Regions from separate parts of the Homo sapiens genome. Here region 2 is linked to region 1. The links are chromatin contacts, found by Hi-C in ENCODE. All regions are on one chromosome and are shown on one strand. The core of a region is the stretch at or near the end of the contact, and the rest is flanking DNA. Distances in the headings are between cores, read along the strand shown. Region 1 overlaps TCF4 (transcription factor 4). Region 2 has its middle 57 kb from the start of LINC03069.

What was found. Hi-C counts contacts between places; a loop is a spot of excess contacts on that map. Pooled maps may share reads with other maps.
Region 2: a loop to region 1 is called in a map with no recorded cell type, with 4 times the contacts of the local background. The contact joins two enhancer-like sites. A Hi-C loop is called at or near these places in 1 of 168 maps with a recorded cell type or tissue (B cell), 3 of 37 single-sample maps with no recorded cell type and 5 of 50 pooled maps.

The regions. Positions count from the first base shown.
Region 1 is chr18:55,333,863-55,339,802 of GRCh38, forward strand. All of the region lies in intron 8 of TCF4 (transcription factor 4), which reads right to left. Among named protein-coding and RNA genes, the nearest start is that of TCF4-AS1, 120 kb to the right of the region's middle. Within about 2 kb of position 4,374, at least 16 of the 41 ENCODE cell types and tissues checked have a DNase peak (open chromatin) inside an H3K27ac peak, as active enhancers do; they include B cell, where a contact is called at or near this core.
Region 2 is chr18:56,245,567-56,251,219 of GRCh38, forward strand. No RefSeq gene overlaps it. Among named protein-coding and RNA genes, the nearest start is that of LINC03069, 57 kb to the left of the region's middle. RefSeq lists an enhancer at 3,135-3,274 and a silencer at 3,405-3,454. Within about 2 kb of position 3,210, at least 2 of the 41 ENCODE cell types and tissues checked have a DNase peak (open chromatin) inside an H3K27ac peak, as active enhancers do; they include B cell, where a contact is called at or near this core.

The DNA.
Region 1 (5,940 bases), core at 3,124-5,623:
AACCAAGGAATGGTCCCAGAACAACCAGCTCAGAACTTTGCCCTGAGTTCACAAACTATAGGCTACATGATAATTATATAAACTCCTCCAGAACTGTGACCCCTTTCATGAATTTTTAGCTGGATCTGTCTCAAGTAGTATTGATTTACATTGATCTCAAGGGTATTTTTTTTTCTCTGATTTTTACCCAATTTACACAGCAATGAACAAGGACTCAGCCTAATTTCATTTTCTATGCAGTAACTAGTGTTATTTGCATTCCATAAATGAAATGGAATGTGGGGACACAGACTAAACTGCTAATTCAAATAAAACCATAATATTAAGAGCATTATCTTTTATAAAAGAAACACAGTTTTATTTAGTAAAAGCATTATTCTTAATAGTAAAAACAATAAAACATCCTAAGCCATACTCTACATGTCTTAAAATACCCCGAAATAACTTTTATAAATAACATATAAGTCTTGTATTTATAATTAAGTGTGCACAGTAAATGCACTCTTTAGGTATAGTCCAATAAATTATAGGAGAAAAAATTCTGCCATAGTTTCTAATCAAAATCTCCAATTGCATAATTCCAAGATAAAAATGAACCTTAATTTAAAGCATTAAAAACTCTGAGCTAAGACCCCCAGCTTAGAAAAGACATTCCTTTCAAAAAAAAAGAAAACAGCATAACCTCTTACCTACTTAAAATTTATTCTAAATAGGAGTCAGTGCCTTCACCTTTCTAGAAATGAGAGTATATGCTTCAAAATAATAATTCAAAAATAAAATAAGTGATACCAGTAATTTGGGTTGTCAAGTTGAATTAATAAATTATTACTGGGCCAACCTGGAACCAAAATTATCAATCGTTCAAAATAATTCATAGTCTGTTCTAGGAAACATCTTAATCCTAGCTTAGAGAAAAGTCACTGCTCAGGAACACCTTTCTTCAGTGACTAAGAAGCTCAGAGGCACTCAATTTCTAATGTCAAAGATACCCATTTAAATGGCTTAATATCTAAACATATCCTGACAAATTATTCAGATCTTACTTTTCAAATGTGAGAGCAAAGGGAAAGTTTGGCAAATTGGTACTATGTTTTAAATTTAATCATAAAATCAATTCTTGGGAATTGCAAATAATGTCTTAGAAGTCAGCTGAGGACCAGATTTGGCCACTGAATGCTCTGTGACGCTCTTGCTGAAAGACAAGAACAGAACACACACATTCAAGCAGGAAGTGTGCCGGCCACAATCATGGGACTCACACCCAGGGAAACCTGTCCTTAATTTATCCCGTCGTGTGTAGATTTGGCAAGGATCTCCAAATATCATTTACATACCATATGCCCTGAATTACCTAGGCACAATGGCTGTGGATAAATATGTTTCAGGTCTGACTGTTTGCTTCCTTTTATAAGTTTTGCAGCTTTCATTTCATTTTTCACATTGCTAAATAATTTAATGTAATATTGCGTGTTGTAAAAGAATGTTGTGTTAAATCAATAAATAGTTCATTGTGTCCTGTGATAAGCAAATAAATGCTCCTGAGGTAGGTGACCAGGAGACATTATTTCTCCTATGAAAGAATCAAAGAAGGGAAATCAGCTGTTTATGCTTTCAACTCATTTTAACCTTTGCCTTTTTACTAGGCATATAAATGCAGGCATTCAAAAATAAAGAAGACAGAAATCATACAGTCTGACTTATGTGAAACATACAGAACCGGTCAGCAAGTTTTCATGTCTAAAAAAGACCCCTGAAAATCTATTCTTGGTCATTCTTGTATTTGTTCTTCTTACAGTTTACAGACATTATAATTACTCTATGCCTTAGTTTCCCTCTCTTCCATAATACAATGGTATTAATAAAAAATGTAGTCATATTTGTGTAGATTTTCAAATGACACTTAGATTAATAAAAATGTATACTTAAACTAAAAAGATCAAAAGCCTAAAAAAAGGCTTGGAGCAGAACTACATACATATTTTTTGTTGTGTACTATAAATTTGACTGTATAAACTTCCAATTAAAAATGACATTCACACCATCATTTTTGATAGAATTTTGCACAGTAGGAATACTCATTAATGCAGGGTAATACAGTGTGATAAGCAGCTTAGACATCAAAATAGTAAAAAGGAAAAAAAAAAGCCAGTTGGTCTACTTTTTATATGAGTAAGATAAAACTTAAAAAATTAAATACCTGAAGAAATTTGAGAAAACATTTATTGGCATTTTAAAATTATGTCAAATCAAGAGCATCTATTCTCTTGTCAGTTTCTACTTCAGAGATCTCAATTCTAATAAAAAAAATCACATTTCCATCCTATGTTTGATCATGATACATTAAATGCATTTCAATATTCAAAATGAATTTAAATATAATTTTAATACTTTTACTTATTCTACAATTACCCTCCTAAATAGAGAGTATGTCTGTGTATACATTTTTTTTTACTACTATATGAAGTATCTGAAATATTTCAATTTTTTTCAGCATTGGTAAAAGAAAGGCAAAAGCCCATCAGCTACTAACCATGTGCACGTGGGTCATTTTATGATCTTTAACTAGAAAATACAAAATGATCATATAATTATCTATTGTATGTTAAAATAAATGGCAAATGAGGTTTGTCCATATACTAGGAGAGAAATAAATAAAAGGCAATCGAGTAATTTCAGAGTATTATCAAACAATTTTGCTTTCTTTAGGGGGCAAGAAAAAGAAAGAAGCTACCATTTGAAGGCCAGCAATGAAAGGGTTAACAGACATATGCTGTATAATTAGGAGATGCATTAATGATTATGAATAGTAAATGATTTGGTGCAAAGAAAAAAATTTTAGTCAAAGGGACATGTACCTATCTTACATGTTTATTAGTAACTGTATATAACTAGAAAATTCTGCTATTAAGAATCTTGCATTATTGGTGTAAATACTTCCAAGGGTACATCAAATTGTAATCTTTCATACGACATCCATCAAACCAGGCTGGAGATTTTGACAAACATTAAACACAGTAAGGAGGCAATTATGTATGCATGATTTAATCTGCAACTAATTAATATGCAAATTTATTCATATGTTAGTTACTAAATTAAAAATGCAAAGAAGCCCTTATGGTGATTCTCGAAATTTTGCACAAACAGAACATTTAAAATGTAAGAAAAATGAAGTTTTTTAGAAAACTATAACACACTTTTAGTGTCCCCAGAACCTGTTGCATTAAGAAGACTCAAAAATATGTGTTTAAATACTAGATAATAATTTAAAAGGTGTGCTAATTTTACGTGAGAATGTGGGAACAGAAAGGTTAATCAGAATTCTCTCGAACTCTTAAGAGATACACTCTAATTACCAGACAAATGGTATTCTATTTCTAAGCTTCCTTCCCTGCTTTTGGGTTGTCAGAAGTTGGTCATCTTACTGATATCTTATATAAATGGTTAGGAGTTTTGAGGGGAATAAATAGTATTTGAAAGCAACCAGATATAATGAAAATTTAGGGTAACTCTGAGACCATTTGGTGTTCACTAAACATACAATTCGCTCAAGATGGCAACTCGCTCTTTTTGCCTTTGGGGAACAGCTCTTTGCAAACAGAGAAATGGGAGGAAAATCTTGAGAGAGGCTAGAAATTCTACCAAACTCTCTTCCAAATGAATCTTCAAAGAAAATAATGTGGCTAACCAAAAAGCAACAACCTCCCAAAAAAGCAGAAGGTAATTTTATCTGAATTCAATCTGGCTATTTTAGTCCTACATTTTCCAGACAGTCCAAAATTGATTTGAATCCTGTATGTGAGATGAGGGGTGCGGAGTGGTGATAATTTAAAAATATCTTTGGGTGTCTGTATACAAGGGAGTATCCCTTCAAGTGCACTATATATTATTCTTTGGTATTATTGCCTTATGCCAGAACCTGATTCCCCTAAGACTGCCTAGTGATCAGCAGTGAGATTTTGTATGGATCACCTCTCATCTGTTTACCTTTTTCATCCGACGTCCGATGGCCATGTACATACACACAAAGCTCCTGGAGCTGGCTCTTGGAACAGCTGTACTGGCCTCAAGAAATCAACACAAGTCAACTGTATGAGGAAGCACAATAACAGCATCTACGGCTCTTCCTAGGGCACTGAACTCTCACCCATGTTAAAAAAAAAAATCACCATCAGTCTCGCTGCTGCCAAGTGACACACAAAAAGGAAGTTAACCATTGGCTGTGACTTGCATTCACAGTCTGACTCTGATTTCCCTGCTTCCCTTAGCCCATTCTGATGCCAAGCGGACTACAGCTTGCCCATTTCATTTCGACCACGGCAGCCAAAAAAAGCACTGCCCCACCGTGCGACGACAAGCAGTCTGTTTTGATATTAGTACCTCAGTATGTGATAGAAGAGAGTCAGATGTCCTCAAACTATGTGCCCTCCCCCGAGGGACTCTCTCCTGGCCCTCCTTGGCCAGAGAGATGGCAAGCGTGCCACAAATCCTTAGCTTTGAAAGCACAGGGGACGGAGAGGCACTATCCGCAGGCTCAGACAGAAATGGCCATGAGTGCCTCTTCTTCCGGGGAGAGGATTCAGGCCCTCCAATTCCACACTCTAGTCTAACTGGAAATATTAACTCAGATTCTATTCACTCCCTGCCAGCATACAAAACACAAACTGAATTACATAAGAAAAAGAGTCATTTTCTTATATAATTAAATTGTAGTAAATGCTAGTAAGTAAACATCAGGTTTCCTTCTTTTTCTTTCATGAAAGACAGAGGAATATATGGGGTTCCCGAAAATTGATTTTTTCATTGATTCTTAGGGAGGAAGATGAGAGTGAAGTATTCTCCCCCCCACAACAAATTCTGATTTATTTGCTAAATGTACGGAATCTGACTGTAACCTGGTTTAACCTCTGAATGTGCCTTGTAATGTTCTAGTTCTCTCCAGCACTAATAGATCATGCTTTTTATAATTCCAACGAGGCATCGTCAGGTGAGGACTGCAATTGCTGGGCATTTCAAAAGTCTGAGAGTACCCTGGGCATCTTTAATTTTTACAGGTGACTCAATTTTTGTTGTGACCAGAACTGAACATAAAGCTTTTAAAAGCTTAAATGTACACATTTATGCATTCATTACACAGTGTTAAATCTAATTTGTTCTTTTTACTGTCACAGGAAGCACATGTTTAAAGCAATCTGTTTCCTCATGTGAATGCTTTCCTGTCTGTTTAAAAAAAATTGCGACACACTTTACCCTGAGTAACCAAGAGGTGATCATAAATATCCCTAAATAGCATTAAACAGATATGAAAGACATTAACACTTTCAGAATGCCAAAGTAGTATTAAAAAAAAATTCTAACAGATGCTCCTAGGTCAAAAAGTGAAATGTGTGTTTCCTGAAAAAACACTCTCATCAGAATCATAAATGAACTGTGAGTGGAGAAGTGAGGTGTTGCTGAACAAACCAGGATCCTTTTGGTGAGGAACACGGCAATCCACTGCCAACGTGTACTTGCCATAAAAAGCCAAATCGAAATGGAAGTTTGATGAAAACCAATATCCTTTGTAATCCACAAGGTGGCAATGACTACAAATGAGGGGTGGCTAAATCGGATCTATCGGCTTTCCAGAGAAAAATTATCTCTGTGAACTGAAGCATCAGTCCCTGTTCAGGGTGTACACGGAAGAAGTTCAGGGCTCATCAGCCAACAGGGACTTTTCCCGAGGAATCTAACTCAGTGCCTGGTTTTTCTGCAAATTAAAATTGGCTGGGAAAAGACATTCATTGTGGAATGTGGAGACCACGCTTCCGCTCACACCTCCCCCCTCCCTACTTTCAGCAGATGTTTTTTTCTTTAAATGCAAGAAGAGTTAACTAAATCAGCCTTTATATATAAAAAAAAGTGTTTTAAGTTTCTCATAGCCGATGATCAAAAATACCTTTT
Region 2 (5,653 bases), core at 1,960-4,459, 910 kb after region 1:
TTGTTCTTAAATTCATTTCACCACTTTATGAAATAATCTGCAGAGATTTATCTTATCACAGATTTCTTTAAAGTGTTTCTTTTTCACAATAAATCACCTGTAAAACTATACATAAGCCATGGCAAATAACTCTTGGTAAAACTATTTTCTTTCTAATTAATACAAAATTATGATGGTAAAGAAGTGAGAATTTGAAAGATTTGAGCTCTATGACTTTTTTTTTCTTAAGGAAAACACAATGCAGCCCTCATTTAACAATGCGTTTTGGTGTTTTTGAACCAGTTCCTTCTCAGTGTTATCTGATTTTGGCAAACATACCGGAAAGACAAGATTACAGTCCCCACACTCTCTCCTTTCCAATCTTTCTGGAACCTTATTTGTATCTCTATGTCAACAGAGTGAAGAAAAGATAGTGTTTTATTTGAGCAGCCCACAGCTACTGGCATACTTCTTAATTAGTGTCTGTGACCAGTTAGCATTGTTTAGATTTCATTCAACACACTTCCCCAGAAACACAGTGCTTCGTGGCGGCTGCGGTATGCACCAGCTGTCTTTAATCTCTCAGGACCCAATTCACAGACCAAAAATTCTGTTATGAGCACAAATCTCTGAGTGGGCATTTGTTTATTTTCTGCTTAGGAGACAACTTCCATATATCTCTGCCATTAAAAATAAATCAGTACATAAAATAAATACTCAAACAAATACAACAGATCAAAAGCTGAGTAACTCACTTCCAACTAAACTGAACTAAAGGCTTGGCTCATGGAAGTGCCACCTCTGTTTGGTCAAGAAAATACTGCTCTTCTCTTAGAAATAATAAACTCATCCTTAAAAGCCAGTTTGAAGACTAAACATACCCATGACAAAGAAAAAGGACAAACAAACTTATGGCTTCAGGCAAAAACGTCATTATTTCCATTGGCCAAGCCATGTACATTCCATTTCTTTTAGAAGTGTTCTACTGAATGGCATCTTAATTTATCTCTTTTTTTTTTTTTTTTTTTTGAGACAGAGTCCCGCTGTGTAGCCCAGGCTGGAGCACAGTGGCATGATCTCGGCTCACTGCAACCTCCACCTCCCGGGTCCCAGTTCAAGCAATTCTCCTGCCTCAGCCTCCCAAGTAGCTGGGATTACAGGCATGCACCACCTTGCCCAGCTTACTTTTGTATTTTTAGTAGAGGGGGGGTTTCACCATGTTGGCCTGGCTGGTCTTGAACTCCTGACCTCATGATCTGCCCACCTCGGCCTCACAAAGTGCTGGGCATCTCCTCTTTTCCTAAATGTGCAAACAGAAATGTCTGCAGACAATGCTTGCTCATGGACACCTGGATGAGTTCTCCTCATTCTAACACTTGGAACAACAGAACACATGACCACCTTGTCAAGATTATGTGGAAGTTAACGGCAGCAGTGAGGAGATCCCACACCCCACTGTGTGTCCTGACTCTTCTCCCTCAGGAACTTACACACATCATTTATGTGACTTCATCATTTTCTTATCCCAGCACCCAGTACAGTTTCTGGCATGCAGTGGGTTGTCAACAAATGATTGTTTAACTAATACTAGGAAGTAGCACTTACATACATGTTTATTATTTGCCAGGCACTATTCCAAGAGCCTTGCAAGTATTAACTGCTTAATCTGCGCAACAGCCCCATGGAATAGCTGCTATTATTGCTCTATTTTACAGATGAGGAAACTTGAACATACAGAGGCAAAGCAACTGGCCCTTCAATAGCAGAGATGGGATTTAAACCCAGGAATTCAGGTTCAAAAGACATAGTCTTGATTACCACACTACACTTTCTCTGCCCACATCCCAGCCTCCAGGCCTTAATTTCCTCATGTAACTAGATGGTCTCTGAGGTTCCTTCGAGTTGTGTAGAGTGCGATTCTAGTCTATAATTCTTGGATAACCAGTGGGGCATAGAGAATCCTCTATTACCTATTCATCCCCTCAGAACATTCCCAAGCCTTAAACTCCTGCTAAGATTACATAAGACAGCATGGAGCCATGGTTTGCCCTTTTCCTAAAAGAAGAAGCTTTCTGTGAAAATACAACTATTAGGGCAACAAGAAAACTTCTCATGGGCCCAATTCTTTCAATATCATTTTAATAGACAAATAGGTGATAGACATGATAATGATTCCTAGAATCCCATTCAATAGCTGCACAAGATGAACCAGCACAAAGAGCTGGGACCTATGACAGCACAAAGGGTCTCTAATGCAATGTGGGATACCAGAAAGTGTAAGGCCAGTCCCAAGCTGGTCACCTAGGAAGGCATTAGGAAGCCATGAGATGAGAGTGAGGAAGTCAAGGCTATAAATGCGTGTGTGTGTGTGTGTGTGTGTGTGTGTGTGTCCCAAGAAACTAGACTATAAAGGAAAGCGGAAAGGGACAATGGCAACAACTGGAACACAAAGAGGAAGACAGATTTTTTTAAAGATAAGAAAAACATGTCTATAGTTTCCAAAGAAGTAATCTGTTGATAGTGAGAGGTAGAAAACACCAGACAGAGAGAGAATGGATCATGGATAAAATATGAGTCTGGTCAAGTTAGAGAGGTGGGTGTGAAATGGAGAAAATAATCTTGAAAAGCAGGAAAGGCACCTTTTCTCTTCACGAAGCTGAAATGAGAATGGGTCCCCACGTGGCCTCTACTGATTCTCTCCTCAGACTGGAATCTTAAGGTAGCTGGGCATAGGAAATTTAAACTATCCTTGGGGGCTCTGCTGACACCAAAAATAGCTTCTCTACGAAAAGCAAAGGAAAAGCTAGTTGCCAAATGTTAGTGGCTACTGTTGGGGGTATTAAAATTGAGTGCCAATAACTATTAACAGGTATTCACAGGTAGAAACAGAGAAGTCTGGGGCATGGGGGCCCCAAACAGCCAATGTTGCCCCCAACCAACTGTCCAGGTCCCTAAAGAAAATATATGTGGGAAAAAGAAAGCAATGCTAAATGACACTTTCTTTTTTTATTCCACAAATGTGTATTAAATACACTATGCACCAGGCACAGGTGCTAGGGATATAGCGATGAAAAAAACAGAGGCCTGCTCTTAAGGGATTTACATTCTATCTCCAAATTCATTAAGAGAAGTTTGACCTCAGATTGTCAGCCCCAGTTGCCTGTGTGGCCTGCCTCCGACTCAGAGACCACCCTGCCATGTTAGAATGGCTACACCTGCCAGCAAGGCACAAAAGAAAGTGAAAGAGACAGAACGTTTGCCCCAAAAGTGAAAGCAGAACTGGTGAAGGCCACCTGCCACAGCAAGGGAGAGAGGAGAAAGCTGCCCAAGACCTGGGGTGGGGGTGGAGGGGGGCAGGGGGAAGAGTGGGGGAAGACACAGAAGAAAGGATGCTTCTGGGCCTCATCCCCTGGGCAGTAGCCCTGACACTAGTGTCCTTTCTGGCCTCAGAAACCCCAGAGGGAGCCATAAGAGTCCACACCCAAGCATGCTAGGACCTAACTCAGCACAGTGGTAGTGGAAGCCTCACTGGGGAATATGAGATTCCCCATATTTTACCCTATCCTTAGGGATGATTCCCAAATCAACATTTAAAGGAAATGAAATCGGTCTTCAATGCTGTTAATAATCCTGACCCAATCTCTCTCTTTGATCTATTATTTGTCCTATGTACACTTTGTACACAGTGGTTTTCTCATTGGCTCCAGACTCTGCCTTGACCTGTGTATTCCCTTTGCCTTTGCTTCAAAAGTATAATCTCCCACCTGATCTGGCCTCTCTTCCTTTGATAGCTATTTACATGGTCTCTTCTTCTATCCCAACTATTCTGTGCACTTTCCCCACCAACCTCAGCCCATGTGGCTCTCTCCTTTCCCTGAGCTCTTCGGATGCCCACTATCTGTGGCTCTCCCTAAGATTTAGCATTTACCACCATGTTTATATGTCTTGTTCCCTTTCATCAATTATAATTCCATAAAGAAATCCTTGACAACCCCAAAACACCTAATCCATCACATTGCATATGTTTAGTATGCAATAACCGTTTTAATTTTTAAAACTACTTACACTGTGCTTACCTTACAGAGGATTTAAACAGGTGGTTTCAGTATACTTTGGTTGATGGATGGATGGATCAACTGACTGATTAAAGGTATTGCTTACCTTTATATATATTACGTATATATCATATATATCATATATATATAAAGTGAGGTTCACACAGTATGAAAGGTCCTCAGTAAATGAAGGAGATCACCATCGCCAACCTGCTTGATGGTGGGATGTAAGTTGTCTTTAAGTAAATTACAATAAGCATATACCTTTTGGCTGTGCAGGTGTGAAATCCAGGGTTAAATTTCCTCCTGCACCTACAACATACATAACGAAACAAATGTAGAAACAAATAATAGGGAAGTAAGTTATAGATGGTCCTTTAGAAGTCAATTTCATCTGCGCATCTAACCATAAAAGCAGCATCTGCTCTGCTAAATACAGGTGTTTTATATCCTTGTCATTAATTGGAGGGGACATTATGTCATCATACATCAACAGTTAAGGTTGGTGAAAGTGCCACTTATCTCAGGTGCTGTCATTAATCAGGTTCTTTTCAGCTTGGTGACTCCAGAGGCTCGTCTCGAAGCTGCTCTATGTGAATGGGTTTTCCCTGTAGGTTTGAGGTGTCCTTTTATTATCATTTTGAATGAAAACCTTGGGACCCAGACGTAAGAGGCCATTAAGGGAGCTGTTTCGATGCTTCAGAGAAGAGAGACATTTTCCTCCATCACCTTCATTGCCCCCACTCTCTGTGTCTCCACCAAGCAGCCACGGTGGAGAGGAAGGCAAAGCAGCACAAGCTGTTGTCTCATCACGGTTTAACCCATTACTGAATTTCAACAAACCAGTGCAGCTGGTGCTTCAACAGAGCTGGAAAGCAGCAGAGTCCTAGAAGGAAGCACTGTCTCTTTCTATCTGACACCGATGTCATCTAGGTGCCTTCTTGGCTACCTCAAACCCACAGTATGGTGTCCCTTCCAGACAGGCTTCTGGGACACATTCTTCCTTGTCTCTGCTTTCATTGAAAATATCTGTCCTTAAAATGTCTGCCCTTTATCCCATTCCTGCAAAGCCACTGGAAGTGGCGTAAGTTGTCAGGAGCAATAATGGCAGCCTATTTAAGTAATGATGTTATAATTTCAGCACCTTGAGCCTAAGAATTAAAGCAAATATGTTCAGGTAGCAACTTGCAAATTAATATGGGGAGTCAAGTCATTTGATCCATATCAAATTCTTACTCAGGGAGCTTCTACTCGGCTCTGAAAATAGAATCTCCTACCTATCCCACCTTGGTACCTGATTGTTTCAACATGTGCAGGAGACTGAAAGAATAAGGTGGGGAGTGTGCTTATGATTCATCTATTCAATAGATATGTGTTGAGTGTGAGGCACTGTGCAGGGAGAAGATACAGTGGTGTTCATGATCAGACACCATCCTTGCTCTCAAGGCTTTACAGTGTGGATGGATGTGATAGAAATGAACCAAATAGCAATCAAAAAATGTAAACTCTAAAGTGATAACTGTGATTAGTTCTCTAGAGGACAGCATTGTATATCTGGGCAAATATATGAACATACCATGATCTGGAGTAGGAATAGAAGTTGATCAAGGGAGGTGTGG